2 separate regions of the Homo sapiens genome follow, and region 1 is linked to region 2. A link is an interaction called in ENCODE POLR2A ChIA-PET data of the cell type or tissue named here. Cell type or tissue: PC-9. All regions are shown on one strand. Each heading gives the region's core, and the rest is flanking DNA. Links, peaks and the distances in the headings are about the cores only. Region 1 has its middle 25 kb from the start of BCOR. Region 2 has its middle 47 kb from the start of LINC03099.

Evidence for each region. ChIA-PET counts read pairs that join two places held together with the same protein. Peaks named below come from ENCODE experiments on the same cell type or tissue, not always from the same donor. Only the 100,000 strongest peaks of a DNase experiment are listed, where the experiment ranks them.
Region 1: POLR2A ChIA-PET joins it to region 2 with 5 read pairs; 3 of 35 experiments call an interaction of 5 or more read pairs at or near these places.

What each region holds. Positions count from the first base shown.
Region 1 is chrX:40,115,503-40,131,042 of GRCh38, reverse strand. It overlaps a transcript of BCOR not described here. Among named protein-coding and RNA genes, the nearest start is that of BCOR, 25 kb to the right of the region's middle. In PC-9, for the core only: no CTCF peak of the experiment used is centred there; a DNase peak (open chromatin) is centred at 9,622; H3K27ac peaks cover 1,699 bases.
Region 2 is chrX:40,208,436-40,223,975 of GRCh38, reverse strand. No RefSeq gene overlaps it. Among named protein-coding and RNA genes, the nearest start is that of LINC03099, 47 kb to the left of the region's middle. RefSeq lists an enhancer at 12,377-12,928. In PC-9, for the core only: no CTCF peak of the experiment used is centred there; no DNase peak of the experiment used is centred there.

The DNA of each region.
Region 1 (15,540 bases), core at 8,202-10,701, 95 kb after region 2:
ACGGTCATGAGTGGGCCCCTTCTCTGACCTTGCTTTCTTCACCTCAGGTCTGGAGACAGTGGAGGAGCTGAGGAAAGGTCACATGGAGACCACTGGGGCCAGCAAGCCAGCTCCCCAGGGAAGGTGGGGGGTGGCTTGCATGACAGATGCCTCAGGATGAGGGGCATTAAGAGGGTGGCTGGGTTCCAGGGGCTGCCAGAGTGGGTAGGATTTGCCAAATAGGGTACCCTTGGAAGGCAGGACACAAGAGGGAGGAGCCATTATGTGCCTGCTGCAATTCACTGGCATTTGTGGAGGGGGTCGTTTGCCCCTCTGGCCCACACCCTTATTCCTGAAAAAGGCAGTTGGGCCTGTGTTTAGCACTCCGAGGAACCTGCTCTCTCTGGTCCTCTTCTTTTCCTTCTGGGGCTCCTGAACCTCCCCACCGACATGCTTCCCTCATTACCACCAAGCCTCACATGCAGCAGCTGCCTTGCTGAGAGCAGACAGGGGTAGGCTTGGAGCTGCACAGCGATGCGACACATGATGGGGCTCCTTCTATGTGCCCCACACCTAGCCAAGGGCTAAAAATGGTCACACGTCTCCATGATCTCATTGACGAACTCACACCATGGGCCTGAAGGAGTGATGTGTGAGTCAGCACCCCGGAATCCCTGGCAGAGCGGGTCTTGGAGGACCAGGAAGACCAGGGGAAACCTCCCAGATTGAGTCATTAGGATAGGTCATAGTGCAGGCTGCCCTCCCCTCAGTCTCCATGCCTCAGTTTCCTCACCTGTAAAAGGAGAGTAACTAAGTGCCCACCTCATAGTGTGACCACAAGGAGGGAATTGGGGTGCACCCTTAATCAGGCTGCTCTCCACCTGTTGAAGATTTAGATGAAGAGGGACAGGGAAGGAGGGCAGGTGCATAGGGAGTTGCTGGGGCAGGGGAGGCAGAGTCATGGAGGAGAAGGCCCGGAGGGTGGTAGAGGAGGTGCCTGCTGCACGGGTGAAGTCTGTTCTTCTTCTTTTTTTTCTTTTTGGATGGAGTCTCGCTCTGTTGCCCAGGCTGGAGTGCAGTGGCATGATCTTGGCTCACTGGTTCATACAATTCTCGTGCCTCAGCCTCCCAAGTAGCTAGGACTACAGGTGTGCGCCACCACGCCCAGCTAATTTTTGTATTTTTGGTAGAGACGGGGTTTCGTCATGTTGTCCAGGCTGGTCTCGAACTCCGGACCTCAAGCTATCCGCTTGCCTCAGCCTCCCACGCCTGCTGGGTTTACAGGCGTGAGCCACCGCACCCGGCAAGGAGTCTGTTCTTAGAGGCAGAGCCACCACTCCTGCTCCCAAGGAAAGGACAGTGAAACAGCTTTCGCCCATACCCCAACCCCCACCTCCCTAAGGCCCCGCAGCTCCTCCCTCCCTCCGTCTGGACTGTTTCCCCTTCTCCCTAAGACATTTCCTGGAAGCTCTGCCCACAGTTCTTCCTTCTACTTATATACCTGGCCTGGCCCCAGCCCTGCCACTGAGGCCTGGCCCCCCCATTATGTGACCAGCTTTTCCTCTTCTTCTTTTTTTTTTTTTGAGACGGAGTCTCACTGTCGCCAGGCTGGAGTGCAGTGACATGATCTTGGCTCACTGCAACCTCTGCCTCCTGAGTTCAAGTGATCCTCCTGCCTCAGCCTCCCGAGTAGCTGGGACTACAGGCACGTGCCAACATACCCAGCTAATTTTTGTATTTTTAGTAGAGACGGGGTTTCACCATTTTGGCCAGGATGGTCTCGATCTCTTGACCTCGTGATCTGCCCGCCTCAGCCTCCCAAAGTGCTAGGATTATAGGCGTGAGCCACCATGCCCGGCTAACTTTTCCTGTTTCTACTCACTTGGGCTGAGATCCCCGTTCTCCTATGTCACCTTCCTTAAACATCACACCTTGGCTAAGAGGAAAGACTGTCCATTTGGGAGTCTATGCCCACTAGCTCTGCGACCTCAGGAGAGCCGCTTAACCTCTCTGAGTCTCAGCTTCATCATGTGCAAAATAGGGTCATTTAGTTGTGACTAGTGCCTCATTTTGACCGTACTTCCATGAGGATTGAATAAGGGAATGCATTGAATATGCAACAAGTACATAGTAGGTACTTAATAAATGGCAGCTATTTCCATGGTGATTCTAGGCCTGTGTATCCAGAGAGTATTTGACTAATAGACATCTGCACGCCTGTAATCCCAGCTACTCCAGAGGCTGAGGCGGGAGGATTGCTTGAGGCTGGGAGTTTGACACCAGCCTGGGCAACATAGTTTTTTACAAAAAGCCATCTGAGGGTATGACTTGCATAGGGAGCCACTTATTATTGGAGGGCAGATAAAGAAAAGGAGGTATTCCTTTCTTTCCCCTGATGATTCAGGCAAGGTGGTCCCTGCTCCCTTTTATTTCCTGAGTTACATCTATGCTGTGCCCTAGAATTGGAATCAGTAAGCACAGATGCCATTGGAGTTTTTCCCCAATATTCTTTTTTTTGGAGACAGGGTCTCACTCTGTTGCCCAGGCTAGAGTGCGGTGGCGTGATCTGGGCTCACTGCAACCTCTGCTTTCCGGGTTCAAGCGATTCTCCAGCCTCAGCGTCCCAAGTCGCTGGGATCACAGGTGTGTGCCACCAAGCCGAGCTAATTTTTGTATTTTTTGTAGAGACGGGGTTTTGCCATGTTGGCCAGGCTGGTCTCAAACTCCTGAGCTCAAATGATCTGCCCGCCTCGGCCTCCCAAAGTGCTGGGATTACAGCTGTGAGCCGCTGCACCTGGCTTCTAACCCAATATACTTTTTTGTTTTTTTGTTTGTTTTTTAGAAGGAGTCTCACTCTGTTGCCCAGGCTGGAGTTCGGTGGTGTGATCTCAGCTCACTACAACTTCCTCCTTCCGGGTTCAAGAGATTCTCCTGCCTCAGGCACCCAAGTAGCTGGGACTACAGGTGCATGCCACCACTCCCGGCTAATATTTGTATTTTTAGTAGAGATGGGGTTTCACCATATTGGCCAGGCTGGTCTTGAACTCCTGATCTCGTGATCTGTCCGCCTCGGCCTCCCAAAGTGCTGGGATTACAGGCGTGAGCCACAGCGCTCGGCCTCTTCCCCAGTATTCTTGCTGCCTTTTTTTTTTAAATTTATTTATTTATTTATTTATTTATTTATTTATTTATTTATTTATTTTGAGACAAGGTTTTGCTCTGGAGCGCAGTGGCATGATCATAGCTCACTGCAGCATCAAATTCCTGGGCTTAAGTGATCCTCCCACCTCAGCCTCCTCAGTAGCTGGGACTGCAGGTGAGAGCCACCACTCCTGGCCAGATTTTAATTTTTTTTTTTTAAGACAGGGTCTCACTATGTTGCCCAGGCTGGTGTCGAACTCCTGGGCTCAAGTGATTATCCTGCCTCAGCCTCCCAAAGTTCTAGGATCACAGGTGTGAGCCACTGCCTAGTCAACAGACTTGCTTCTAAGACTTTTGGATGGAAACTCTTCTAGAGTATATTTCAATGAGATATATCAGTTTGCTATTGCTATGTAACAAAACACTCTAAACCATAGTAGCTTAAAGCAACAATTTCTTCTTCTATCACAATTGGGTAAGTTGGCTGGGCTGTTCCTCTGCTGGTTACATCTGGGTTTACTCATGCAGCTGCAGTCAGCTAGCCAACAGCTGTGGGGAGATCCAAGATGGCCTCATGAACAGTGTGGCAGTTGGTGCCAGCTGTCAGCTGCAGTGAACTGTCACTCTTCTCCCTGTGGCCTCACATCCTCAAGTATGTGAGACTGGCTTCCTTACGTGGCAGCCTCAGAACTGCCTGAGAGGGTGAAGCAGGAAGCTACAAAGTCTCTTAAGGCTTCTCCTCAGAAGTCACACAGTGTCACTTCTGGTGCATTCTATTGGTCAGAGCAAGTCATGATGCCAACTCAGATCCTCGAGGAAGAGATGGAGATTCCACCCTAGATTAGTCTGCTGGGGCTGCCATAACAAAGTAACATACACTGGGTGACTCAAACAACTGAAATATATTGTCTTACTGTTCTGGAGGCTGCAAGTCCAAGAACAAGTTGTCAGCAGGGTTGGTTCCTTCTGAGATCTCTCTCCTTGGCTTGAAGATGGCCACCTTCTTTGTTGTGTCTTCACATGTTCTTCCCAATGTGTGTGTGTGTGTGTGTCCTAACCTCCTCTTTTTTTTTTTTTTCTTTTTCTTTGAGACAGGCTGGAGTGCAGTGGTGCCATCTCAGCTCGCTGCAACCTCCACCTCTCAGGCTCAAGCAATCCTCCCATCTCAGCCTCCTGGGTAGCTGGGACCACAGGCGCACGCCACCATACCCGGCTAATTTTTGTATTTTCAGTAGAGACAGGGTTTCGCCATGTTGACCAGGCTGGTCTCAAACTCTTGGGCTCAAGCCATCTGCCCACCTTGGCCTCCCAAAGTGCGAGCCACTGTGCCCAGCCAGATGATTCTTTTTTGTTGTTGTTTTCGTGGTTTTTTTTCTTTTCTTTTCTTTTTTTTTTTTTTTGACGGAATTTTGCCTTGTTGCCCGAGCTGGAGTGCAATGGCACGATCTCGGCTCACTGCAACCTCTGCCTCCCAGGTTCAAACGATTCTCCTGCCTTAGGCACCCAAGTAGCTGGGATTACAGGCATGCACCACCATACCCAGCTAATTTTTTGTATTTTTAGTAGAAGTGGGGTTTCACTCTGTTAGCCAGGCTGGTCTCGATCTCCCGACCTCAGGTGATCCGCCCACCTTGGCCTCCCAAACTGCTGGGATTACAGGTGTGAGCCACCACCCAGCCCCAGATGATTCTTTTTTTTTTTTTTTTTTGAGACGGAGTCTCGCTCTGTCGCCAGGCTGGAGTGCAGTGGCACGATCTTGGCTCACTGCAACCTCCGCCTCCCAGGTTCAAGCGATTCTCCTGCCTCAGCCTCCCGAGTAGCTGGGACTACAGGCACGCACCACCACGCCCAGCTAATTTTTGTATTTTTTTTTTTAGTAGAGACGGGGTTTCACCATGTTGGCCAGGATGGTCTCAATCTCTCGACCTCGTGATCCGCCCGCCTCGGCCTCCCAAAGTGCTGGGATTACAGGCGTGAGCCACCGCGCCTGGCCGACTCCCAGATGATTCTTTAGTGACTTCTTCTGTCTGCCTGGAGGCTGTGAGACATGTGCCCTCTAGGCTTGCCATTAACTTCTGTGAACACACTCAGCTGTGACAGCTCTGAGGGAACTCACCCACCCCCATATTAGTTATCTAATGCTGCATAACAAGTTGCCCAAAAATGTAGTGGCATAAACCAACAATAACAATGTATTCTATCTCTTGATTTCTGTGGGTCAGGAATTCAGATAAAGTACAGCAGGGATGGATTGTCTCTGCTCACAATGTTTGGGGCTTCAGGTGGAGGAGTTGAAGCTGGGATGCTGGATGATACATTTCCATGGTGGCTCACTCACTTGGTTGGGCGTGAGGGAGGAAAAATGTAGTGATTAGAAGAGACTGAAGAGGTCCAGATGTGGTGGCTCATGCCTGTAATCACAGCACTTTGGGAGGTCGAGGCAGATGGATCACTTGAGGTCAAGAGTTCAAGACCAGCCTGGCCAACATGGTGAAACCCCGTCTCTAGTAAAAATACAAAAATTAGCCAGGCGTGGTGGTGTGCACCTGTAGTCCCAGCTACTAGGGAGGCTGAGGCGGGAGAATCACTTGAATCCAGGAGACAAAGGTTGACTTGAGCTGAGATCTCGCCACTGCACTCCAGCCTGGGTGACAGAGTGAGACTCCACAGTCAATTTCTCCCATAATCAACCACCTTCTCCAGGCAGCTGCTGGAGCTGCTGCCCCAATGCATCACTTCCTGGCACATAGCAGGCTGCAGGGACCACCTCATCTGCCTTTGCCACCTCTCTTCCCACTTGTTCAGCTGCCCTTGAGCAGACTGGATGGCCTTCCAGAACAGGACAAAGCAGGCTGGCCACGTGTGCTTTTATGCCCTCCTCCCCAACCCGCCCCCCCGACGCCACACACACCCCTCCATCCTCTGTCTGACCCAACACTCCCCACAAGATGCCTAGAATGTCTTTCCCAGGGCGGCCTCCCTTAAGGGTATGTCTTACTTATTTTCATAGCTCTGTACATATATGTAAGGGGTGTTTCAGAAGGGTTTGTGGGCCAGTCACAGTGGCCCTGTAATCCTAGCACTTTGGGAGGCTGAAGCAGGTGGATCACTTGAACCCAGGAATTTGAGAAAATACAAAAAATACCAAAAAATTAGCCAGGTGGTGGTGGTGTGTGCCTGTAGTCCCAGCGACTCGGGAGACTGAGGTGGGAGGATTGGTTGAGCCCGGGAGGTCAAGTCTGCAGTGGGCCATGATCTCGCCACTGAATTCCAGCCTGGGTGACAGAGTGAGACCCCCCTCTCAAAAAGAAGTGTTTGTGGAATAGAATTGATTTTAAAACCTTTTTAAAAAATTGTAAGGGCTAGGTGCCGTGGCTCACGTGTGTAATCCCAGCACTTTGGGAAGCCGATGTGGGCGGATCACTCGAGCCCAGGAGTTTCAGACAACATGACAAAATCCCGTCTCTACAAAAAATAAGAAAATTAGCCAGGCATGGTGATGCATGCCTGTAGTCTCAGCTACTTGGGAGGCTGAGGCGGGAGGATTGCTTGAGCCCAGGAGGTGAAGGTTGTAGTGAGCCAAGATCGTGCCACTGCACTCCAGCCTGGGTGACAGAGTGAGATGCTGTCTCAAAGAAAAAAAAAAATGTATATAGAGATGGGGTCTTGCTATGTTTCCCAGGCTGGTTGTGAACTCTTGACCTCAAGCGATCCTCCTGCTTCAGCCTCCCAAAGCACTGGGATTATAGGCATGAGCCACCCTGCCTGACCAATAGTTCAAAATCTTTATGGTCCGCTTAAGTCCGTAGTTCACCATATTCCCCTGAGTTCTCTCAATTCCCAAAGTTGCAAAGAGGCCAGTGGGGATTCTGAAGGTTTCTCCTATCAGCTTCTCTGGTGCTCATTCTCCCGCTCCCAAGGGCCCTGGCCTTTTCCCAGGATTCATTACATGGTGGCCCTTTCTCACCATGTGGCATCCTTAAAAGCATGGGGTTTGAACATTCAGCCTGAGTTTTGCTTGCTATGGATTGGTGGAATGGTAGTGCTGGGAGAGAGGAAACATTTCTGCTTCCTCTGAACCCTCTTATGCGTGCGCGCGTGCACACACACACACACACACACACACAACCAGGAAACCTTCTCTTCCCCTAGCCCACGTCTCCTCCCAGTCTGTGCTCTTGCACTTCCAGAGCCAGATAAATGGAGGAAAAACACAGCTGCAGATGTAGCCACCCCAAGAGAAATCAGAAAGTGTGGAAGAAAAAAAGAAGGCCGGGCGCGGTGGCTCACACCTGTAATCCCAGCACTTTGGGAGGCCGAGGCGGGCGGATCACAAGGTCAGGAGTTCCATATCAGCCTGGACAATATGGTGAAACCCCGTCTCTACTAAAAATACAAAAAACTTAGCCGGGCATGGTGATGCATGCCTGTAATCCCAGCTACTCGGGAGGCTGAGGCAGGAGAATCGCTTGAACCCGGGAGGCGGAGGTTGCAGTGAGCCGAGGCCGCACCATTGCACTCCAGTCTGGGTGACAAGAGTGAAACTGTCTCAAAAAAAAAAAGTGTGCTTAAGTGACTGCTGTACCCCTACTGACTATACACCACCCTCCCCTCCATATTGCTCTGTTGGAGGGTCCCTAAGACCCCTTCTCAATCCTTGTTCTCACTCCCTGCCACTGCACACAGAGCTTGATGGCAAGCCGAATATGGTATCTCCTTGAAAGTGAGAGAAACAGTTGCATTTAGAAGGGGAATTCACCTAGCAGGTTAAGGAAATGGCCCAAATGGAGATCTCTAATCCCCATGCCTGTTTTTAAGTTGCCATTTGACCCACAGTGGACATCTCTACAGGAAGGCCAGTAAGTGCCCGAGACTCCCAGGCCTCCGAGCTGCCCCAGGGCCCAGGAACGAGGTCAGATGTGATAACGGCTCTGATGTGGCCAAAAGCTTCCATCATGCTAAGCAGTTCCAAACAGTCCCGCTCGTCAGGCAGGCCCGGGGCAGTGGTGGGTAGCGACAGTGTGATGCTCGGCCTTGCCCCCAAAGCTTAAGCCTTTGATGGCAAAAGCACACTCGGCTCTGTACTGAGCTGACTGCCTGAAAATATTATAGAAAACATCTCTCCCTTGGCGGGGAGAGATCTAAGCCCCAGTGACCGGGGAGTTTAAATTTTCGGGATGGGTGACCGAAGGCTGCTAAGAATATCCAGTCACAGGCCTGACCACAAGCCAGTTAACGCCCCGAGTGGCGGCTTCCATGGTCCTTGGGGCATGGGAAGAAGGAGCCGACTGGGCAGCCAGTACTTGTGGAGTCCCTCAGCAGGAATTGTGCAGACACAAAGTAAGGAGTAAAATAACATTAAAGAAAACCAACCACCTGATCGTGCCCTCAAGGAATAATCTGAGAAGGGAAGACATTGACCTACCATGGGGTACTTACTGTGCGTTAACAGATCAAAACAAGGACAACCATGCAGAAGGGAACAGTCTCCGAGACACCAAGTGCCAACAAGGGACCCCAGGCTGGCTTCCCACAGCCAGATGGGGTAGTTCTTGTGGCCTGGCAGCTGGCAGCCTGACAGAAAGTCAGGTAGGCCCAGGGTACACATTCTACCCTCTAGCCCTCAGTTTCCTCATCTGCAGAGTGAGGGGTTTGGGAGTCCTGTTTCGTCAACATTTTGGGTGTCTGAGGCCCTCTGGGACTCTGATGCATGTACCCCTGGCAAAGTGGACATGTGCACGAGGGCCACCATTTTCACAGCATTTCCAGGGGTGTCCGGCCCCAAGTAGACCAGCCCCAGATCTCAAGTGAGGGCTCTGAGGTTTTTGTATAGAGGAGAGACTGTTCTTGGAGGGCTGGAAGTGGCTGGGAAGAGTTCATGGAGAAAGCAGGATCGAAGTTTGGGCAGAAATGAGATGGCTACACCTTCATTCAATGAATGCCATGAGCTTCAACGGTCAGCAAGCCCAAGGGATGGATGCGATGACAAAGAGACCAGAGAGGATCTGGAATCGTGTGCAGCACCGTTTCCAGCTGGAGAGAGAGAGCCCATTCTGCTCCAGCCATGTGGGCTGTCCTTCTCTTCCTCAGGTGGTCCAAGGTTGGTCCTCCTTCAGGGCCTGTGCACTTGTTGCTCGGCTACCTGAAACTCTCTTTCCCCCATACTCATGCAGCTGGTTCCTTCTCAGCTCAATTTTTCAAAGAGGCCTCCCAAGCCATCCTGGCTAACACTGCCTTCCCTCCCACTACTCTCAGCCACACTGCTCTGTTTCATCTTCTGTGTGGCACATGTCATCATCTAAAGTTACCTTATTTGCTCTGTTTATGGTCCATCTCCCATAGGATAAGGACCTTGTCAGTCCTGTTCTCCACGGTGCCCTGGCACCCAGGACAGTGCTTGGCACAGAGTAAACAACTGCCAAATTTGCAATGAACCAAATGAAGTAATTATAGCCTTAACGCTAGATGGCTGTGCACTGGGGAGGCCTGTGGCGTAGAGGAAGGGCAGGGTGGTTTGAGAGGGTGAGGCTGAGCCACTAAACTGGTCTGGATGACTGTTTGGGGAAGGTATCTTGGAGGAAGTGCTGTTTGAACAGAGTTGTGAATGACTAAGTGAAGCGGGTGGAGGGATCGCAAATCTAAGCCAGCTCCCGGTGGCAACGGCTGGATGTGGGAAGGGGCTGGAAACAGAAGCCCAGAGCCAAGGTCTGAGGGGCAGGGCCCAGTAGGGTGGCTGAGGGCTTCCATCTTTATCTCAATAGTGAAAGCCACTGGAGCACCCTCGCTCTGGCTGCAGGATCAACCCCCGCCCCCCTTTTACCTGTCTGATCATTCTTCCTCTTTTGCAATCTGGCCACCCTAGAATCCTGGTTGTTCCTTAAACACAGCAGGCAGTCTCCTACCACAGGGCCTTTGCACTGGCTTTGCCTCTGCCTGCAAAACTCTCACCTCAGAAATCTTGGCTTGCTCCCCCGGCTCCGTTGAGTCTTTGCTCACATCTCACTTTCCCAAGAGACCTCCCCTGAGCACCTTAATCCTGCAAATCCTTCTCCCCACACCCTGCCTTCCAGGTGCTTCTTTCCTGCTCCCACTTTTCTTTCCATGGCATACATCACTGTCCACCATCCATGGTAATTTTGTGACCTCTTACCTTTATTGCTTATCGCCCATCTCTCTCCTTCTGGAATACAAGTACCCCGAGGACAGGTATTTGTTTTGTTTCCTGGGGTGTGTCGGGAGCCTGGAGCAGCACCTGGCACCCAGCAGCAGTGGTTATTTGCGGGTGTGGTTGTGGCTGGTGGCTGCTGTGGGGGCCATGGACTGCAGAGGGGTAGGAGCCAGAGGAGGGGGCCCAGTGAGGAGGCCATTGCCATGGCGTAGGTGAGAAGCTGTGCTAGGCAGTGCAGGGCGCTGGATGTGGGGGAAATGGATGGACTCCTAAAACTGCGCAGAGAAAAGAAAACGGATTTGGTGAAGGGTCGGTTTGGGGAGTGAAGGGATTGGAGAGGTCAAGGGTGATTCTCAGGTTTCTGGAATGTATAACCAGGTGGTTGGTGGGGACCAGGGAGAAGAAGCAGTTTTAAGGGGAGGAAGAGAGAAGGGGCATTCCTGCAGGGAACATGCATGGGCCACAATGGGGAAAGGCTGTGTCTGCTCCGGGCATAGCGGAAAACCCAATTTAGGCTGGAGTGGAAGTTCCTGCAGAGAAGGTGAGGAAGACAGGGTGGGGGCCTAGGCAACCCGTTAATGCTGCCAACTCCACGCTTTCACTCTGGAAGCCTGGGCCATGCCTAGGGCTGCCATGATGAAGTGCTGCCAAGCCTCCAATACGGCACATCTGCCTGGCGCATCACTCTCACCCCGCTCCTCCCCCCGCCCCAACTGTGGAGCAGTAAGTTTGCTTCTATTCACGTGATTTTATTAACAAAATTTGCTTCCTTGCTGTCTCTAGAAGCAGCACACTGCCCTCCCCCAACCCCCCAACTTGGCTCAGAGCAACCCCACACTCCTGCTATCAGGTCATCTGCCCAGAGTGTGATTGCAGTTTTAAAACTGATTCCTCCCTGGTTTATTATTTTTTTTTAGTTTCTATTTTTTATTTTCTGGAAGTACAGCACACAGACAGAAAAGTGTACAAATCCTGAGAGTACAGCTTGATGAATTTTAACACACCCATGTAACCAGCTTCCAGATCAACCTGCAGTGTTCCCAGCCCCCAAGGAGTCCCACTGTGCTCCCCATCTCCAAGGATAACTCCATCTTGACTCCTCTTCTTTTTTTTAATGAGACAGAGTCTCACTCTGTCACCCAGGCTGGAGTGCAGTGCTGTGATCACAGCTCACTGCGGCCTCAGCCTCCTGAGTAGCTGAGACTACAGCACGCCCACCACACCCAGCTTATTTTTGTAGTTTGTGTAGAGATGGGGTTTCACCATGTTGCCCAGGCAGGGCTTGAACTCCTGGGCTCAAGCGATCCACCCACCTCTGCCTCCTAAAGTGCTGGGATTACAGGAGCAAGCCACTGCACCTGGCCCATCCTGACTTATAACAACTCAGATTAAAACCTTTGCCCACTTTAAAACTTGACATAGGCAAAGCGCCACTGCACTTTAGCCTAGGTGACAGAGTGAGACCCTGTCCACCCCCCACCGGCACCACCACCAAAAAAAAAAAAAAAAACAACACCCAAACTAGATGTAAATGGAATCCTATTGTGCATATTCTTTTGAGGCTGGCTTCTTTTCATTTGCAAGGTGTTGTGTGTGCTTGCATCTTAAAAAACAGAGTCTCAGGCCAAGGGTGATGGCTCATGCCTGTAATCCCAGCACTTCGGGAGGCCAAGGTGGGCAGATCACCTGAGCTGAGGAGTTTGAGACCAGCCTGGCCAACATGGCAAAACCCTGTCTCTACTAAAAATACAAAAATTAGCTGGGCGTGGTGGCGCATGCCTGTAATCCCAGCTACTCGGGAGGCTGAGGCAGGAGAATGGCTTCAACCCAGGAGGCAGAGATTGCAGTGAGCCAAGATCGCACTACTGCACTCTAGCCTGGGCAACAGAGCGAGCCTCCGTCTCAACAACAACAAAAACAGAGTCTCCCAAGCAGCCTCCCACCTGAGGCAAGGGATCAGGGCCCAGTCTCAGGAGGCCCCTGTAGCCTGTGGAATACTCAGTAGAGGAACTAGGGGGTCAGTGGAGACTTTGTGTGGGGCAGAGGACAGCATTGGTGTTTTAAGCAAATGACATGCTAAGCATTGTGTTAGATGCTGCCTGGATACAAAAGTGGAAGATGCGGTTAAGAGGGGGTGAAGGGAAGATAAGACTGGATCTAGAGTCGGCCAGGTTGTAAGAATGTCTTGGGCTGGGCACAGTGGCTCACACCTATAATTCCAGCACTTTGGGAGGCCGAGACGGGTGGATCACCTGAGGTCAGGAGTTCGAGACCAGCCTGGATAACATGGCAAAACCCCATCTCTACTAAAAATACAAAAAAAAATTAGCCAGGTGCGGCGGTGGGCGCCTGTAATCCCAGCTACTCAGGAGGCTGAGGCAGGAGAGTCACTTGAACCTGGGAGGCGGAGGTTGCAGTGAGCTGAGATCGCGCCACTGCACAACAGCCTGGGGGATAAGAGCAAAACTCTGTCTCAGAAAAAAATAAATAAAATAAATAAAAGAATGTCTTGAACTGCAAGAAGAGGAAAGAAAGTGAAAGCTCACACCTGAGGGGAGGACAGAAAGGTCAGAAGGGTTGTGACTCCCCGCCTCCCAAAAAGATCCCCTCAGTGCTACCCTTAAAGTCACTTTCCTGAAAGGGGGGGTCCTTGCCTTGGGGGAGGAGACAATTTCAGTTCTATTATCTCAGTCATCCAGAAAGACTTCTCTGTGCCTGTGGTGTGTTAGAGAGAAGACAGATAGGGAGGGAGGAAAAGGGGTGGGGGGGGTGGAGAGAGAGAGAGAGAGAGAGAAAGAGTGCGAGCATAGTATACTTCCTGGGAAACTATCTCTCGAATAGTAGTTCTAGGAAGCCTCATGCCAGAGGGCAGTAGTACTGGCCTCTGCCTTCTTGATGGTGCCCTTGGACGTCAGAAAGAGGAGGAAGCCTCAGGGATTGGCAGAGACATTTGAGAGTTTCAGAAGCTGAAGTCCAGAGAGGGTGAGCGACTTGCCCAAGGTCACACACCAAGAAAGCAAGCATTAGAAAGGGGATCGAGTGTCCCCTCCATGGTTTTTCCATGATCGTGTACCACCCTTTCACTTTACAAAGAGCCTAGTGTTGCCACCAAAATAGCTGAATTACCTCATTTTTGAAAGGCGTTATGAATTCACTTCTATTATGTGGAATGGGGCAGAGATGTTGTGAGCAGGCATGACATTATAATTCATATTCCACTTCTTCTATTTATCTTTGCTGGGTTTTGTGTATCTTTGGAAGCAGCCTTAAATCATTATTGGAACAAAGTAGGGAGAAAAATAATAATATGTAATTACAAATGAGGAATAGACCGTATGATCCTATTAATTGCCTTCCCTGCAATCTTTATTTTTGGTATTTTCAGAATAATTAACGGCTTAGGTCTCGATTGGTGGAGGTGGTGGGTTAGCACTGAACTCTAAACAGTAACATCACCTACTCCAGGAATGGCCCAGTGCGATCTGACACCTGGGACGCTTTCAGGGCAACACCAAGGGCAATGCTCCAGTCTGTATTTACTCTCTTCTGAGGAGAAACTCTGGCAGCAGCTGGAAAATAAAACCCAAAGCAAGGAAGAAGCCGAAAAGAAGAAATACTCAAATACGAGGCGCATTAATCATCGGTGTCAGATCTAGAGCAGAGGACAATGGCTGGTTTGAAGAAAGACTGAACCTAAATTATCTTGGAAACTGATCTTCTCTCCTCCGGGTTCCCTGTGCCTGCAAGCAGGGGTCCCGGTGCAGCCACTGGCATGGAACCGATGGGGGCATCCACTGGCTGACCAGCATGCTTTGTCACAGGACAGGTTAGAGATGACCACCTTCTGTCTGTGGATCATCCATAGCTTCTGCTTAGGAAGCTACAGAAGAGAAAAGGCCTCTCACAGGGACCTGCAGGACAAATTCATTGCCCATCGTGTCCTCAGGGGACATCATTTGCATGCCAGGATGCAGTAAGGCCACTGCCTTCAGATCCAAATAAAGCACCCAATTAGCATGAACTTGTGCAATTGGCAGAGTAATGAAGCTGACCACAGGTGCCTGGAAAGTCCGAAATTTAGTTGCTAGTGTTGCACCGTGATGGCAGGGGCTGTGACGGCATGAATAAGTCTGGGCTTTGGGAATGGGCAGTGAGCTTCCAGGCAAGCAGGCAAATTAATTATCCTCTAAGCCTCAGTTTCCCCATCTGAAATGGGAATAATAATAGTACCTTTATTATAGGACAGTTTTTTTTTTTTGAGACAGAGTCTTGCACCGTTGCCCAGGCTGGAGTGCAGTGGCGCTATCTCAGCTCACTGCAAGCTCTGCCTCCTGGTTTCACACCATTCTGCTGCCTCAGCCTCCCGAGTAGCTGGGACTACAGGCGCCCACCACCACACATGGCTAATTTTTTGTATTTTTAGTAGAGACGGGGTTTCACGGTGTTAGCCAGGATGGTCTCGATCTCCTGACCTCGTGATCCACCCGCCTCGGCCTCCCAAAGCACTGGGATTACAGGCGTGAGCCACCGCGCCCAGCCATATAGGACAGTTTTCTATATGACATGAGATTATTAATGTGTATAAAATGTTTAGAACTGTGCCTGGCAGATAGAAAGCCCTTAATAAATTCTAGCTATTGTTCTTCTAGGAGCTGAAGAACATTAGTGACTCTCTTTTCCTCAAATCCCAAGAGCTCTTCTGCTTCAGAAGAGCTGTGTGATGAGTTCTTCCCATGTTATCCCTTCGTGAACTACCTTTTCCCATGGTAAGGACAAGAGTAGTCTTTATGGAAGCTCAAAACGGGGAAAAGTGTTGCCCAGGAATATGAAAGGGCAAGGTAGCTTATAATCTCGCCAGACATTGAGCCATAATTTAGTATTGGTGGAGGTACAGGTATTTTTCAAACAGAATCTATTTGTTCTGGGGAGGAAGTCCTTCCCTTGAACATCTTGGCCCCACACTTTTTTTTTTTTTTTTGAGACACAGTCACACTCTGTCACCCAGGCTGGAGTGCAGTGGTGCGATCTCGGCTCACTAGAGTTTCCGCCTCCTGGGTTCAAGCGATTCTTGTGCTTCAGCCTCCTGAATAGCTGGGATCACAGGCGTGCACCACCACACCCAGCTAATTTTTTTATTTTTAGTAGAGGCGAGGTTTACGCCATGTTGGCTAGGCTGGTCTTGAACTCCTGACCTCAAGCGATCCGCCTACTTCCACCTCCCAAAGTGCTGGGATTACAGGCGTGAGCCACCG
Region 2 (15,540 bases), core at 5,900-8,399:
CAAAAATATACATACATATCGCACAATCTACACTGAAGTACTTCATTATGGACTGAACTATGTCACTCCAAAATTCAGAGGTTAAAACCCTAACCCCAATGTGACTGCATTTGGAGACAGGGCCTTTAGGGAAGTAATTGAGATGAAATGAGGCTGGCCGGGCGTGGTGGCTCACGCCCGTAATCCCAACACTTTGAGAGGCCAAAGCAGGCAGATCACAAGGTCAGGAGTTCAAGACCAGCCTGGCCAATATAGTGAAACCCTGTCTCTACTAAAAATACAAAAATTAGCTGGGCTTGGTGGCAGGCGCCTGTAATCCCAGCTACTCGGGAGGCTGAGGCAGGAGAATCATTTGAACCCAGGAGGCGGAGGTTGCAGTGAGCTGAGGTGGTGCCATTGCACTCCAGCCTGGGCGACAGGGCAAGACTCCGTCTCAAAAAAAAAAAAAAAAAAAAAAAAGATGAAATGAGGTTATGAGTGGGGCCCTAATCCAAAAGGACTGGTGTCCTTAAGAAGAGGAAGAGGCACTACAGAGCTGTCTCTCTCCAAACTCACAGACAGGAAAGGCCATGTGAGGATACATAAAGAAGGAAGCCGTTTACAAACCAGGAAGAGAGGCCTCACAGACACCAACCCTGCCAGGACATAGATCTTATATGTTCAGCCCCAGAACTATGAGAAAACATATATCTGTTGCTTAACTACCCAGTCTGTGGTATTTTGTTATGGCAGCCCAAGCCTACTAATCCATAAAGTACAGACAACGTAATAATCGACTCACATAACAAAAATAGCCACAGAGTCTTGCCCTCTGTATTAGTTATCTGTTGCTGTGTAACAATATGGCCACAAACTTAACAGCTTAGAACAACCTACATTTCTGTGGTTAAGGGATCTGGGCACAGCTCAGATGAGGCCTCTGCCTAGAGTCTCACAAAGCTGCAGTTAAGATGTTGGCTGGGGCTGTGTTTTCATCTGAGGCTTGACTGGGGAAGGATCTGCTTCCAAGATCATTGGTTGTTGGCAGATTTCAGTTCCTCATGGTTGTAGGGCTTGCTTTCTTTCCTTCTTTCTTTCTTTTTCTTTCTTTCTTTTTCTTTCTCTCTTTCTTTTCCTTTCTCTCTTTCTTTTTCTTTCTCTCTTTCTCTCTCCCTCTCTCTCTCTTTCTCTCTCTCCCTCTCTTCCCCTCCTCTCTCTTTTCCTTCCTTCCTTCCTTCCTTCTTTCCTTCTTTCCTTCTTTCCTTCCTTCCTTCCTTCCTTCCTTCCTTCCTTCCTTCCTTCCTTCCTTCCTTCCTTCCTTCCTTCTTTCCTTCCTTCTCAGGGTCTCACTCTGTCATCCAGGCTGGACTGCAGTGGGCCTCCTAGGCCCAAGTGATCCTCACACCTCAGCTTCCTCCGTAGCTGGAAGTACAGGTGTGCACAACCACACCTGGCTAATTTTTAAACTTTTTGTAGAGGCGGGGTCTCCTTATGTTGCCAAAGCTGCTCTCAAACTCCTGGGCTGAAGTGATCTCCCCTCCTGCCTTGGCCTCCCAAAGTGCTGAGTTTATAGGCATGAGCCACGGTGCCCAGCCAGACTTCAGTTTCTTGCAGCTGTTGTCTGGAGGCTGCCCTGAAGCTCCTTGAGGCCACATGGAATTTACCAACATGGCTGCTTGCTTTCTCAAAACCTGCAAAGGAGTGAGAGACTGCACCAAGATGGTGCTACACTTTTTTATAATGTAGCCACATAATCACCTACATCCCATCACCTTTGCCGTATTCTATTGCTTAGAAGCAAGTCACAGGTTGTGTCCACACTGAAGGAGAGAAGTTTATGTATGGGCATGAATTCCAGGAGGGGAATCATGGAGCACTCTAAACATCTGTCTATCAAATCCTCCACCACCACCCTTTAAATCTGTGTGGGCCATGAGACTTCCTTTGGTAAACAAAGTATTAATAAAGTGACCAAAGTAGAGCCTTGAAAAGTGCTTGTGCATAGGGGCTTGCGCACTTGCCATTCTTGGAACACTACTAATGTGTGAATATGCCAGAGCTAGCCTGCTGGAAGATGAGAGACGCATGGCATAGTCACCCCAGCTGCTAGCCAACCAACCTCCAGATATGTGAGTGAGGCCATCTGGGACTAGCCAGTCCCAACCAACCTGCCAATTACACAGAGCCACATGAATAAGACCAGCTGAGATCTACCCAGCCTGGTGCAGTCCAAGCAGAACCATGAGCTAAATAAATGGTGGTTGTTTTAGGCCAGTGAGTTTTGGGAGTGATCTCTTATGCTGCAATAGGCAACTGATACACTATTTAAACTAACTGGAATTGTGTCTGTTGTGGGCAACTGAACCAATCAAGGTCACATACCCATCTCAGAAACTATCACTGTGGCCATGGGAATGTGATACTTTAATTGACCAACCAGGATACATAGCTCACTCTGAGAGGTAGAATAGAAATAAGCTCTGATCAAAGCATGTGGATTGAAGGGGGGAAGGATGGTTTCCTAGAGGAAAATTAAGGGACCACGACAGTTGTAAAATACGGCCCAAATTCTTTAACACCTCTGCCATCAAGAGGTCAGGTCTATGGCCCCTGCTGCTATGGACTGATTTGCACAACTCCCTCAAATTTATATGTTGAAGCCCTAACTCCCAGTGTGGTTATATTTGGAGATAGGGCCTTTAAGGAGATAATTTAAGGTTAAATGAGGTCATAGGATGGGGCCCTAATCCAATAAGACTGGTGTCCTTATGAGAAGAGGAGGACACCAGAGAGATCTCTCTCTGCATGCACACAGGAAAGGCCGTGTGGCGACACAGGAAAGGCCGTATGGCGACACAGTGAGAAGGCGGCCATCTATAAGCCAGGAAGAGAGGCCTCATCAGAAACCAATCCTGACAGCGCCTTGACCTTGGACTTCTAGCTTCCAGAACTGTGACAAAATTACTATCTGTTGCTTAAGCCACCCAGCCTGTGGTATTGTGTTACGGCAGCAGGAGCAAGCTAGGACACCTGCCCCTGATGGATGGAATTCTGACTGCTTCCACCAACAGCAGAGCTCCAAAGCTGGGTAAGAAAAGGCCATACAGATTCTGCCTTGTTTGGAGGGACACTTACTCTCTTGCAGTCCTAAGTAAGAACTCCTTTGTTATGGGTTGAATTGTGCCCTACTAAAAGATATAGTGAGGTCTTAATCCTCAGAATGTGAACTCACTTAGAAATAGAGTGGGTAGGCCAGGCTCACTGGCTCACATCTGTAACCCCAGCACTTTGGGAGACCCAGGTGGGCCTATCACCTGAGGTCAGGAGTCCGAGACCAGCCCGGACCTCATGGCAGAACACTGTCTTTACTAGAAATACAAAAATTAGCCGGGCATGGTGGCACGTGCCTGTAGTCCCAGCTACTCGAGAGGCTGAGGCAGGAGAAGTGCTTGAACCTGGGAGGCAGAGGTTGCAGTGAACTGAGATCGTGCTACTGCACTCTAGCCTGGGTGACAGAGCAGACTCTGTCTCAAAAAAAAAAAAAAAAGAAAAGAAAAGAAAAAGAAAGAAAGAAAAAGAAACAGTGGGTACAGGTACAGCTGGGACCAGCTAAGACCAGGTTACACTGGCGTAAGGTGGGCCGTTAATCCAATATGACTAGTGTCCTCATAAGAACAGGGCAATTTGCATGCAGACACACACACACACACAGAGAGACAGAGAGAGAGAGAATGTCATGTGCTGCAGAGAGAATGCCATCCAAAGATGAAAGCAGAGAATGGAGTGATGCTGCCACAAGCCAAGGAATGCCTGGGACTACCAGAAGCAGAAAGAGGTAAAGAAAGATCCTCCCTTAGAGGCTTTGGAGGGAGTATGGCCCCGCTGACACCTTGATTTCGGACTTCAAGCTGCCAGAACTGTGAGGGAATCAATTTTTGTTGTTTGAAGCCACCCAGTTTGTGGTACTTTGTTACAGCAGCCCTGGGAAACGAATATGTCCTTCTAGCCCTCCTGATGAAGACCTGATGAGACTGCCCTCCTGACGAAGGCACATGCAGGTGCTCTGGTCAGTGGTCACAGCTGAGGCTAGGCGCTGTGGCTCACGCCTGTAATCCCAGCACTTTGGGAGGCTGAGGCAGGTGGATTGCTTGAGCCCAGGAGTTTGAGACCAGCCTGGGCAACATGAAGAGACCACCCCCTCCCCCATCTCTACAAAAAATACAAAAACTTAGCTGGGTGCAGTGGCGGACACCTGTAATCCCAGCTACTCAGGAAGTTGAAGTGGGAGGATTGCTTGAACCTGGGAGGTGGAGGTTGCAGTGAGCTGTGATCACACCACTGTACTCCAGCCTGAGTGATAGAGTGAGATTCTGTCTCAAAAAAAAAAAAAAAAAAAGTCACAGCTGAGTCGGACCTTTAGCCAGGAAGGAAGACACCATCTTGGAAGCAGATCCTGCAGGCCCAGCTGTTCGACTTCTCTCAGCTGAAGTCCCAGACATCATGGGAAAGAACCAAACTCTCCCCTCCAAGCCTTTGCCAAATTCCTGACCGTCAGAATTCATCAGTTGGTATTTTGGTTATTATATGCCACTAAGTTTTAGAGTATTTGTTGTGCAGTGATGAAGAAAGGGAAGAGGTACTGTTACCAAAGGGAGGGGGAATGGAAGCTGCATAGGCAAAAACAATAGCAGTGAGTGTATTTTCCCTTTGTTTCCACAGAAGGTGCTCTGCAAGATGTGGCCTGTAGCCACGTGCTACTGCCACAGTGATCTTAGTTCCTTTCTCCTTCCTGGCTGGAATGACAGGGCCAACTACGTGGGTGCATAAGCCACACAGGGCACCACACTCAAAAGGTCCCTGTGTTTGGTTGAAAGCTCTGCTACTGTACTGAAATTCTTTTTTTTTTTTTTTTGAGACAGAGTTTCGCTCTGTTGCCCAGGCTGGAATGCAGTGGCACGATCTCGGCTCACTGCAAGCTCTGCCTCCCGGGTTCATGCCATTCTCCTGCCTCAGCCTCCCGAGTAGCTGGGACTACAGGCACCCGCCACCATGCCTGGCTAATTTTTTTTGTACTTTTAGTAAACACGGGATTTCACCGTGTTAGCCAGGATGGTCTCGATCTCCTGACCTCGTGATCTGCCCGCCTCAGCCTCCCAAAGTGCTGGGATTACAGGTGTGAGCCACCGCACCCAGCCTGAAATTCTTAATGATTTTTTTTTTTTTGAGACAGTCTCACTCTCTCGCCCAGGCTGGAGTGCAATGGCGCGATCTTGGCTCACTGCAACCTCTGCCTCCTGGGTTCAAGTGATTCTCCTGCCTCAGCCCCCGGAGTAGCTGGGATTACAGGCATGTACCACCATGCCCGGCTATTTTTTGTATTTTTAGTAGAGAGGGGGGGTTTCACCATGTTGGCCAGGCTGGTCTTGAACTCCTGACCTCGGGTAACCCACCCACCTCGGCCTCCCAAAGTGCTGGGATTACAGGCATGAGCCACCTCGCCCGGCTTTAATAATCTTTTAAACAAGGGGCTCTGCATTTTCATTCTGCACCAGGCCCCACAATTTATGTAGCAAGTCCTGGCTGGAGCCTGAGCAGCATGTTTAACCACTGAACCATAGGATGACCTTAGGAATGGAGGACACGCACCACAGATTCCTAGAAGGATGTAGAAAATGTCTGAATCTGGAAGCATTGCATAAAGAAGAGCTACCATATCAGTCTTGGATTGCCTTCCTCAGACTTTTATGTGACTAGATTTCTATCTCGTTTAAGCCATTGTTATTTAGGGTTTTCAATCATGCACAGTTGAAACTAATCCCTACTGATATAATGTGGGAGTATGAACTCCGAGTCCCCCAGTATCCATTCTAGAAACATAGCTGTCGACCGGGCGTGGGGGCTTGTGTCTATAATCCCAGCAGTTTGGGAGGCCAAAGTGGGAGGATCGCTTGAGCCCAGGAGTTCGAGACCAGCCTGGGCAACAAAATGAGACCCCATCTCTACAAAAAAATTTTAAAAAGTAGCACGATGTGGTGGCACATGCCTGTGTCCCAGCTACACAGGAGGCTGAGGTGGGAGAATCACCTGAGCCCAAGAAGTTGAGGCTGCAGCGAGCTGAGATCATGTCCCTGCACTCCAGTCTGGGCGACAAAGCTCAGAAAAGAAAAGAAGGAAGAAAGAAAGCTGTTGAAGCAAAGACTATACTTCCCCACGTCCCTTGCATCCTTGGGAGAGATGGAGTCTCTCTCTCCTTAGCTGGCTTTGAGGTAGCAAGCAGCCATGTGGGGAAATCCCACGTGGCCTCAAGGAGCTAAGGACAGCCTCCAGCCAATAGCCTAGTGAGACTCTAAATGCCAGGGTGTGGCCATGAGACTAAATTCTGGCCAATGGGATGCAAGCAAAAACTTCAGGTGCAATTTCCAGAAAGTGTCCTTAAATGAAGATCCTGTGCATCCTTTTTTATCCCTTCCTCCTTCATGCTGGCTGGAATGCAAGTGCAATAACTGGAGTTCTGCAACCATCTTGGGTCATGAGCTACAGCCCCTGCTGAGAATGTCAGAGCCACGTGACTGAAGGAGTTTGAGTCTCTGACAACTTTTTGAAGCCACCCTACCAGCTTTGGGCTGCCTACTCTGGACTTCTCTTTAGAAAGAAAGAAATAAACTCTCTTTCTAAAGCCCTGTTATTCGGAGTTTCCAGTCCCTTGTATCCCAAACTAATCCTAACTGATACAAATACAAATCTAGGGCTTTGGTCTCCTGAGGCTACAACTTAATTACAAATTAGTTCTCAAGTATCTTTAGGTTTTCTTATTTAGACAATCACTTTTTTTTTTTTTTTAGACAAAGTCTCACTCTGCTGCCCAGGCCGGAGTGCAGTGGCGCAATCATGGCTCACTACAGCCCCGGACTCCTGGGCTTCAGTGATCCTCTGCCTCAGTCTCCCAAGTAGCTGGGAATACAGGCACATGCCACCATGCCCAACTAATTTTTTCATTTTTTTTCTTTTGTAGAGACAGGGTCTCACTATGTTGCCAAGGCTGTAGACAATATCTTAAAATCTTGTGTAATACTTAGATTTTTAAAAGTAAGCTTAAGTAACATGGTAATGGGAACTTATTCAAGGGAAATAGATTATTCTTTTTTTGTTGTTTTGTTTTGTTTGAGATGGATTCTCGCTCTGTCACCCAGGCTAGAGTGCAGTGGCGCGATCTTAGCTCACCGCAACCTCCGCCTCCCAGGTTCAAGCAATTCTCCTGCCTCAGCTTCCCGAGTAGCTGGGACTACAGATGCCCACCACCACGCCCGGCTAATTTTTGTATTTTTAGTACAGATGGGGTTTCACTATGTTGGCCATGCTGGTCTCAAACTCCTGATCTCCAGTGATCCACTCACCTCGGTCTCCCAAAGTGCTGGGATTACAGGTGTGACCCACCGCCCGGCCAGATGATTCTTTAGTGACTTCTTCTGTCTGCCTGGAGGCTGTGAGACATGTGCCCTCTAGGCTTGCCACTAACTTCTGTGAACACACTCAGCTGTGACAACTCTGACAGAACTCACCCACCCCCATATTAGTTATCTAATGCTGCATAACAAGTTGCCCAAAAATGTAGTGGCATAAACCAACAGTAACAATGTATTCTATCTCTTTATTTCTGTAGGTCAGGAATTCAGATAAGGTACAGCAGGGATGGATTGTCTCTGCTCACAATGTTTGGGGCTTCAGCTGGAGGAGTTGAAGCTGAGATGCTGGATGATACATTTCTGTGGTGGCTCACTCACTTGGCTGGGTGTGAGGGAGGAAAAATGCAGTGATTAGAAGAGACTGAAGAGGGCCAGGCATGGTGGCTGATGCCTGTAATCACAGCACTTTGGGAGACTGAGGAGGGTGGATCGCCTGAGGTCAGGAGTTCAAGACCAGCCTGGCCAACATGGTGAAACCCCCCTCTCTACTAAAAATACAAGAACTAACTAGGTGTGATGGCATGCACCTGTAGTCCCAGCTACTAGGGAGGCTGAGGCAGGAGGATAACCTGAACCCAGGAGATGGAGGTTGCAGTGAGCCAAGATGACACCACTGCACTCCAGACTGGGTGACAGAATGAGACTCTGTCTCAAAAAAAAAAAAAAAAAAAAAAAAAGAGGCCGGGCGCCGTGGTTCACGCCTGTAATCCCAGCACTTTCAGGAGATTGAGACCATCCTGGCTAACATGGTGAAACCCCGTCTACTAAAAATACAAAAAATTAGCCAGGCACGGTGGCGGGCACCTGTAGTCCCAGCTACTCGGGAGGCTGAGGCAGGAGAAAGGCGTGAACCCGGGAGGTGGAGCTCGCAGTGAGCCGAGATCACGCCACTGCACTCCAGCCTGGGCGACAGAGCGAGACTCTGTCACAAAAAAAAAGAAAAGAAAAGAAAAAGAGAGACTGAAGAGACATATATATCAACCAATTACAATGTATAAACTTTTTTTTTTTTTTGAGATGGAGTCTCACTCTGTCGCCCAGGCTGGAGTGCAGTGGCGCTATCTCGGCTCACTGCGAGCTCCACCTCCCGGGTTCGCGCCATTCTCCTGCCTCAGCCTCCTGAATAGCTGGGACTACAGGCAACTGCCACCATGCCCGGCTAATTTTTTGTATTTTTAGTAGAGACGGGGTTTCACCGTGTTAGCCAGGATGGTCTCGATATCCTGACCTCGTGATCCACCCGCCTCGGCCGCCCAAATTGCTAGGATTACAGGCGTGAGCCACCGCGCCCAGCCTAAACATTTTTTTTAAGAGCTGGGGTCTCACTCTGTCAACAGCCCAGGCTGGAGTGCAGTGGTGCAATCATAGCTCACTGCAGCCTTGAACTCCTGGGCCCCAGTGATCCTACTGCCCCAGTCTCCCGAGTAGCATGAGTAGCAGGGACCACAGGCGCACGCCACTATGCCCAGCTAATTTTTTTTTTTTTTCTGGTAAGTTGGTTCTTCTCCCTTGTGGGCCTTTCCACAGGACTGCTTGAGTGCCCTAACAACATGGCAGCTGGCTTCCCCCAGAGCAAGCAATCCAAGAACAAAGTGAAAGCTTCAATGCTTTTTATAACTTACCACAAAAGTCACACACCAGCACATCTGCAGGAGTCTGTTGGTCACAATAGATTCAGTATAGCTTCTTGATTCAGAGTCAAAAGGGATTGCACAAGGACAGGAGACAAGACTCACTGGGGTCATCTTGGAGACTGACTACCACACCCCCATCATCGCTATAAGTATACAATGATGCATAATAATAACAAAGGTAGTAGGTCAGACAGATTATGGACTCTCCTACCCATGGCTTTTGAGAAAGATGCCAACCAAGAACCAACATCTAAAACAATTCAGTGATTCAGCTAAGGAGAACATGCACTTTGGAGACAAATGGTCTCAGGTTCAAATTCTGCCACTTAGTAATGTTGTGACTGGGAACTCCCTGATCATTGTGTCTTATGTGAAGATTAAACAGCATATGACAGGTAGGTAATAATAATGATGGTAGTAACGATGATCATGTTTAGAGCAGGTACCATTAAATGAGTGCTTATTCTATTAAGTGATCTCACCAATCACTATACTGAGTGATCTCACCCAATTTTTACAACAACCAAGTAGATGGGCACTACTAACAAATGTACGCTTAATCAAAAATAAATAAAATAATAAAAAGATTCAGGATATGTCTTTCCTTCCCATATTCATTCACTATGGATCTGGTCTTATCATCACCACCATAAGAATATCCATCATCAGCTGGGTACAGTGGCTGACTCCTGCAATCCCAGCACTTTGGGAGGCTGAGGCAGGAGGATCACTTGAGCCCGGGAGTTTGAGGCCAGCCTGGGCAACAAAGTGAGACCTTGTCTCTCCAAATAATAAAAATAAAAAATTAGCCAGGTATGGTGGTGCACACTTATGGTCCCAGCTACACGGGAGGCTGAGGAGGGAGGATCAATTGAGCCCAGGAGGTCAAGGTTGCAGTGAGCTATGATTGCCCCACTGCACTCCAGCCTGGGTGACAGAATGAGACCCTGTCTCCAAAAAATTTAAAATTTAAAAAAAAAATTTAAAAACCTGTGTAAAGTGTTCTACAAACATTATCTCTTTTAGTCTTGTCAAAATCTTAGAAAAGAAGGTAGGGTTAGCTCCATTTTACTAATGAAGAAAGTGAGATTCAAAAGGTTAAGCAATATCATAAGTAGTTAGTGATAAAACCAGAATTCAAATACAGGGCTCCCTGGGTCTTTGCTCTTTGCCACACTGCCTTCCTGTCTGTGTTAGTACGGGTTCTCAGAAGAACCAATTTGAGATATATACATACATACAGAGAGAGAGATGGAGATTATAAGGAATTGACTCACGCAACTGTAGAATCTAAGAAGTCCTATGATCTGCCAACTGCAAGCTGGAGACCTAAGAAAGCCAGTAGTGCAGTTCCAGTCTGAGTCTGAAGGCCTGACAACCAGAAGAGCTCATGGTGTAGTGGGAGGGTAGGAGAAGGCTGATGTCTTTGCTCAGGCGGTCAGGCCGGTGAAGCTCCCTCTTAGACACCCTTTGTGTTCTATTCAGGTCTTGAGTTGACTCAATGAGGTCCACCCACATTGGGGGGGGCCATATGCTTGACTCAGTTTACCCATTCAAATGTATCATCCAGAAACATACACTCACAGACCTCCCCCCTAGCTATGGTTTCACCAAATATCTGGGCACCCCATGGCCCAGTCAAGTTGACATACAATTCACCATCACACTGTCCTCCTTGTACTCAACTTGATTTATTCTCAGATGTTCTTAGCTTGGAGTACCAGTGTGTCTCTTGCTCGTCCTAAATTTGATGTTTTAATGATTCCTGGCCTCACCCATACATAACTTACATGTTTTTATAATTTTATTGATGTTGACAGCATCTCCCCTTAAACCTGATGGGAGAAAATAAGTAGAAGAAAAAACAAAGGAATGTTATGGTGTCCTTGTTCTCAATACTTTTTCTTAATAGATTTTGGGAGAAAATTATTGAAAAAATACCTTAATGGGAAAATAATAGTCTAGTGCAGGCTGGGCACTGTGGGAGGCCGAGGTGGGACGATCACTTGATCTCAGGAGTTTGAGACCAGCCTGGGCAACATAATGAGACTCTGTCCAACAAAAAAAAATTTTTTTTTTTTGAGACAAAGTTTCACTCTTGTCACCCAGGCTGGAGTGCAATGGCGTGATCTTGGCTCACTGCAACCTCCACCTTCAGGGTTAAAGCGATTCACTTGTCTCAGCCTCCTGAGTAGCTGGGACTACAGGCACCCGCCACCCACGCCTGGCTAATTTTTGTATTTTTTACTAGAGACAGGGTTTCACCACGTTGGCCAGGCTGGTCCTAAACTCCTAACCTCAGGTGATCCACCCGCCTCAGCCTCCCAAGGTGCTGGGATTACAGGTGTGAGCCATCGCGTCCAGCCTCAAAAATTTTTAAAAATTAGCCCAGCATGGTGGCATATACCTGTGGTCCCAGCTACTCAGGAGGCTGAGACAGGAGGATCACTTAAGCCTGCAACTTTGAGGTTACAGTGAGCTGTGATGACAGCACTGCTCTCCAGCCTGGGTGACAGAGGGAGACCCTGTCTCAAAAAAAAAAAAAAAATTCTAAGGCGATGGTTCTTAAACTGTAAAGTGCATCAGAATCACCATGGGCTTGTTAAAACATAAATGTCTAGGCCACATTTCTAGAGGTTCTGATTCAGTAGGTCTGGGTTAGGGCCTGAGCATTCACCTGATACTCAAGGACCCAGGTTTCTTCTCTGTGGGTATTTGACCATTCTGTGCCACCTCAGAATTCAAGATGGCTGCCTGAGGCTGGATGCGGTGGCTCACGCCTGTAATCCCAGCACTTTGGGAGGCCAAGGTGGGCAGATCACCTGAGGTCAGGAGTTCAAGACCAGCCTGGCCAACGTGGTGAAACCCCGTCTCTACTGGGAAAAAAAAAAAAAAAAGAAAAAGAAAAAGTTAGCCAGACATGGTAGCACACCTGTAGTCCCAGCTACTCGGGAGGCTGAGGCACGAAAATGGCTTGAACCCGGGAGGTGGAGGTTGTGGTGAGCTGAGACCACACCATTGCACTCCAGCCTGGGTGACAGAGCAAGAATCTGTCTCAAAAAAATAAATAAATCCTCTCCCTCTCCCCCTCCCCCTCTCCCTCTCCCTCGTCTCCCTCTCCCTCTCCCCAGTCTCCCTCTGATGCCACCAAAGTTGTGAAAGCCAAGGCTGGACTGTACTGCTGCCATCTCCACTCACTGCAACCTCCCTGCCTGATTCTCCTGCCTCAGCCTGCAGAGTGCCTGGGATTGCAGGCGCACGCCGCCACACCTGACTGGTTTTTGCAGTTTTTGGTGGAGACGGGGTTTTGCCGTGTTGGCCGGGCTGGTCTCCAACTCCTGACTGCGAGTGATCTGCCTGCCTCGGCCTCCCGAGGTGCCAGGATTGCAGACGGAGTCTCGTTCACTCAGTGCTCAATGGTGCCCAGGCTGGAGTGCAGTGGCGTGATCTCGGCTGGCTACAACCTCCACCTCCCAGCCGCCTGCCTTGGCCTCCCAAAGTGCTGAGATTGCAGCCTCTGCCCGGCCGCCACCCCGTCTGGGAAGTGAGGAGCGTCTCTGCCTGGCCGCCCATCGTCTGGGATGTGAGGAGCCCCTCTGACCGGCCGCCCAGTCTGGGAAGTGAGGAGCACCTCTTCCCGGCTGCCATCCCGTCTAGGAAGTGAGGAGTGTCTCTGCCCGGCCGCCCATCGTCTGGGATGTGGGGAGCGCCTCTGCCCGGCGGCGACCCCGTCTGGGAACTGAGGAGTGTCTCTGCCCGACCGCCGCCCCATCTGGGAGGTGAGGAGCGCCTCTGCCTGGCCACCCCGTCTTGGAAGTAAGGAGCCCCTCTGCCCAGCCGCCACCCCGTCTGGGAGGTGTACCCAACAGCTCATTGAGAACAGGCCATGATGACGATGGCAGTTTTGTCGAATAGAAAAGGGGGAAATGTGGGGAAAAGAAAGAGAGATCAGATTGTTACTGTGTCTGTGTAGAAAGAAGTAGACATGGGAGACTCCATTTTGTTCTGTACTAAGAAAAATTCTTCTGCCTTGGGATGCTGTTAATCTATAACCTTACCCCCAACCCCGTGCTCTCTGAAACATGTGCTGTGTCCACTCAGGGTTAAATGGATTAAGGGCGGTGCAAGATGTGCTTTGTTAAACAGATGCTTGAAGGCAGCATGCTCGTTAAGAGTCATCACCACTCCCTAATCTCAAGTACCCAGGGACACAAACACTGCGGAAGGCCACAGGGTCCTCTGTCTAGGAAAACCAGAGACCCTTGTTCACATGTTTATCTGCTGACCTTCCCTCCACTATTGTCCTATGATCCTGCCAAATCCCCCTCTCCGAGAAACACCCAAGAATGATCAATAAATACTAAAAAAAATAAAAAATAATAATAAATAAATAAACAAACAAAATAAAACAAAAAAAGGATACTTCCCACTCCTCTGAAGTCGGATGCAAGACTTCCACTTACATTCTATTGGCCAGAATTTCATCACATGGCCACACCTAGCTTGCAAAGGAGGGTGGGAAATATAGGGGTTTTTTTTTTTTCTCTCTCTCTCTAGGAGGCCATGTGCCTGGCTAAAATTCTATTATAAATGTGGCGGGTAGGGAGGTAGTTATTTAGGGACAGCTAATGACCTCTGCCATGGGGGTCTTCCAGCTTGTTTGGAACAAGGAACAATTCATTCTCTATGTCAGTGTGTAACCAGGGCCTACCTACCCTTCTGAGTCAGAGGCATAGTCCACACAGCTTAATAAATAGGATTCAGAGCCTTGAAAAGCCTGGTGACTAAGTAATTACTGGCCCGGCCTAAATCACATGTATCCCTTACTAATGGTAGGCTGGAAAGATGAAGATGAAACTCAAAAGCCAGGCCTGGGCACTTTTGTGTTCCCTCTCACTGGTTTGGTTCATTGATTAGCCCATTAACTGGCAGAGGTCTAGGTTTCCTCTGGCTCCTGTCCCTCCTGAAATCCAGTAAGGACCAGACGTCCCCTCAAGAGGGGACGTCCTCTTGAGGAAATACCTGGAACTCTAGCAATGCACATAATTATACTTGTTCAATTTTAGAGAGGAGGTAGAATAAATAAACTTTTAACAATCTCCATAACTGTGCCAGACTACTGAGGTTTTCTCGCCCACCAGCCCTGGGCTTTAAGGTGGAGGATGGGCCTTCACAGACTCCGCTGCTGAAAGGAAAAGGAGGAGAACGTTGGACAGGCTTTTGTGGGAAGCAAAATGCTGCCAGGAGTTTAAGCCCAAATAGACATTTTCTTCAAATGCTTGACTCAGTGGTTTAATTTTTTTGTTTTTGTAGAGACGGAATCTTGCTCTGTCACCCAGGCTGGAGTGCTGGAATGCAGTGGCGTGATCTCGGTTCACTACAACCTCTGCCTCCTGAGTTTAAGCAATTATTTTGCCTCAGCCTCCCCAGTAGCTGGGACTACAGGTGCAAGCCACCATGCCCGGCTAATTTCTTTTGTATTTTAGTAGAGAGACAGGGTTTCACCATGTTGCCCAGGCTGGTCTCGAACTCCTGGGCTCAGGCAATCTGCCCGCCTCGGCCTCCCAAAGTGCTAGGATTACAGGCATGAGCCACCAAGCCCGGCCAGTTTAATTTTTAAATACAGCTGTAGTTGGTAGAACTGAGATGCAAAGAGAAATTGCCATTCCCTGATTAACCCTTCTAGCCACTGGGTGCCACTATTGATTTGTTTGGTTAACCAAAATGCAAAAATGCTTTACTATGGGGCGTTGGGTGGGTGGGGTTTGACAGCCTCAACATAGAGTACTTTGGGCCTGGCATGGTGGCTCACGCCTGTAATCCCAGCACTTTGGGAGGCCGAGGCAGGTGGATCACTTGAGGTCAGGAGTTCAAGACCAGCCTGATCAACATGAAGAAACCCCATCTCTACTAAAAATATAAAAATTAGCCAGGCATGGTGGCGGGTGCTTGTAATCCTAGCTACTCGGGAGGCTGAGGCAGGGGAATTGCTTGAACCCGCGAGGCGGAGGTTGTAGTGAGCCGAGATCACGCCACTGCACTCCAGCCTGGGCGACAGAGTGAGACTCTGTCTCAAAAAAAAAAAAAAAAAAAAATAGAGTACTTTGGTAAAGCAGGAAGTGAAAGTCCGACAAAAAAAAAAGTCTGTGTATATATATATATTCCCTTAGATGTATGTTGGTTATTGTTATTTCTCCTGACTTCCTCTCACCATCCTTGATCTTTCTCTCTTAATGAATTTCAGAGTAACCCTTTAAGTACTGCTTCAAAAAATTATAATCTTATGTTTCCTAGAGTCCTTGATAGCTCTCAAAAAAAGAGAAATATGCACAAACTCTATTGCTCCGTGATGTTTGCAATAATTTATATATCATGTCATCATCATCAATACAAATGTTTATAAAGTGCCTACTATGTGCCTGGGAAATATAAAAATAAACAGGCTTCGAGCCAGCAAGGGTTTT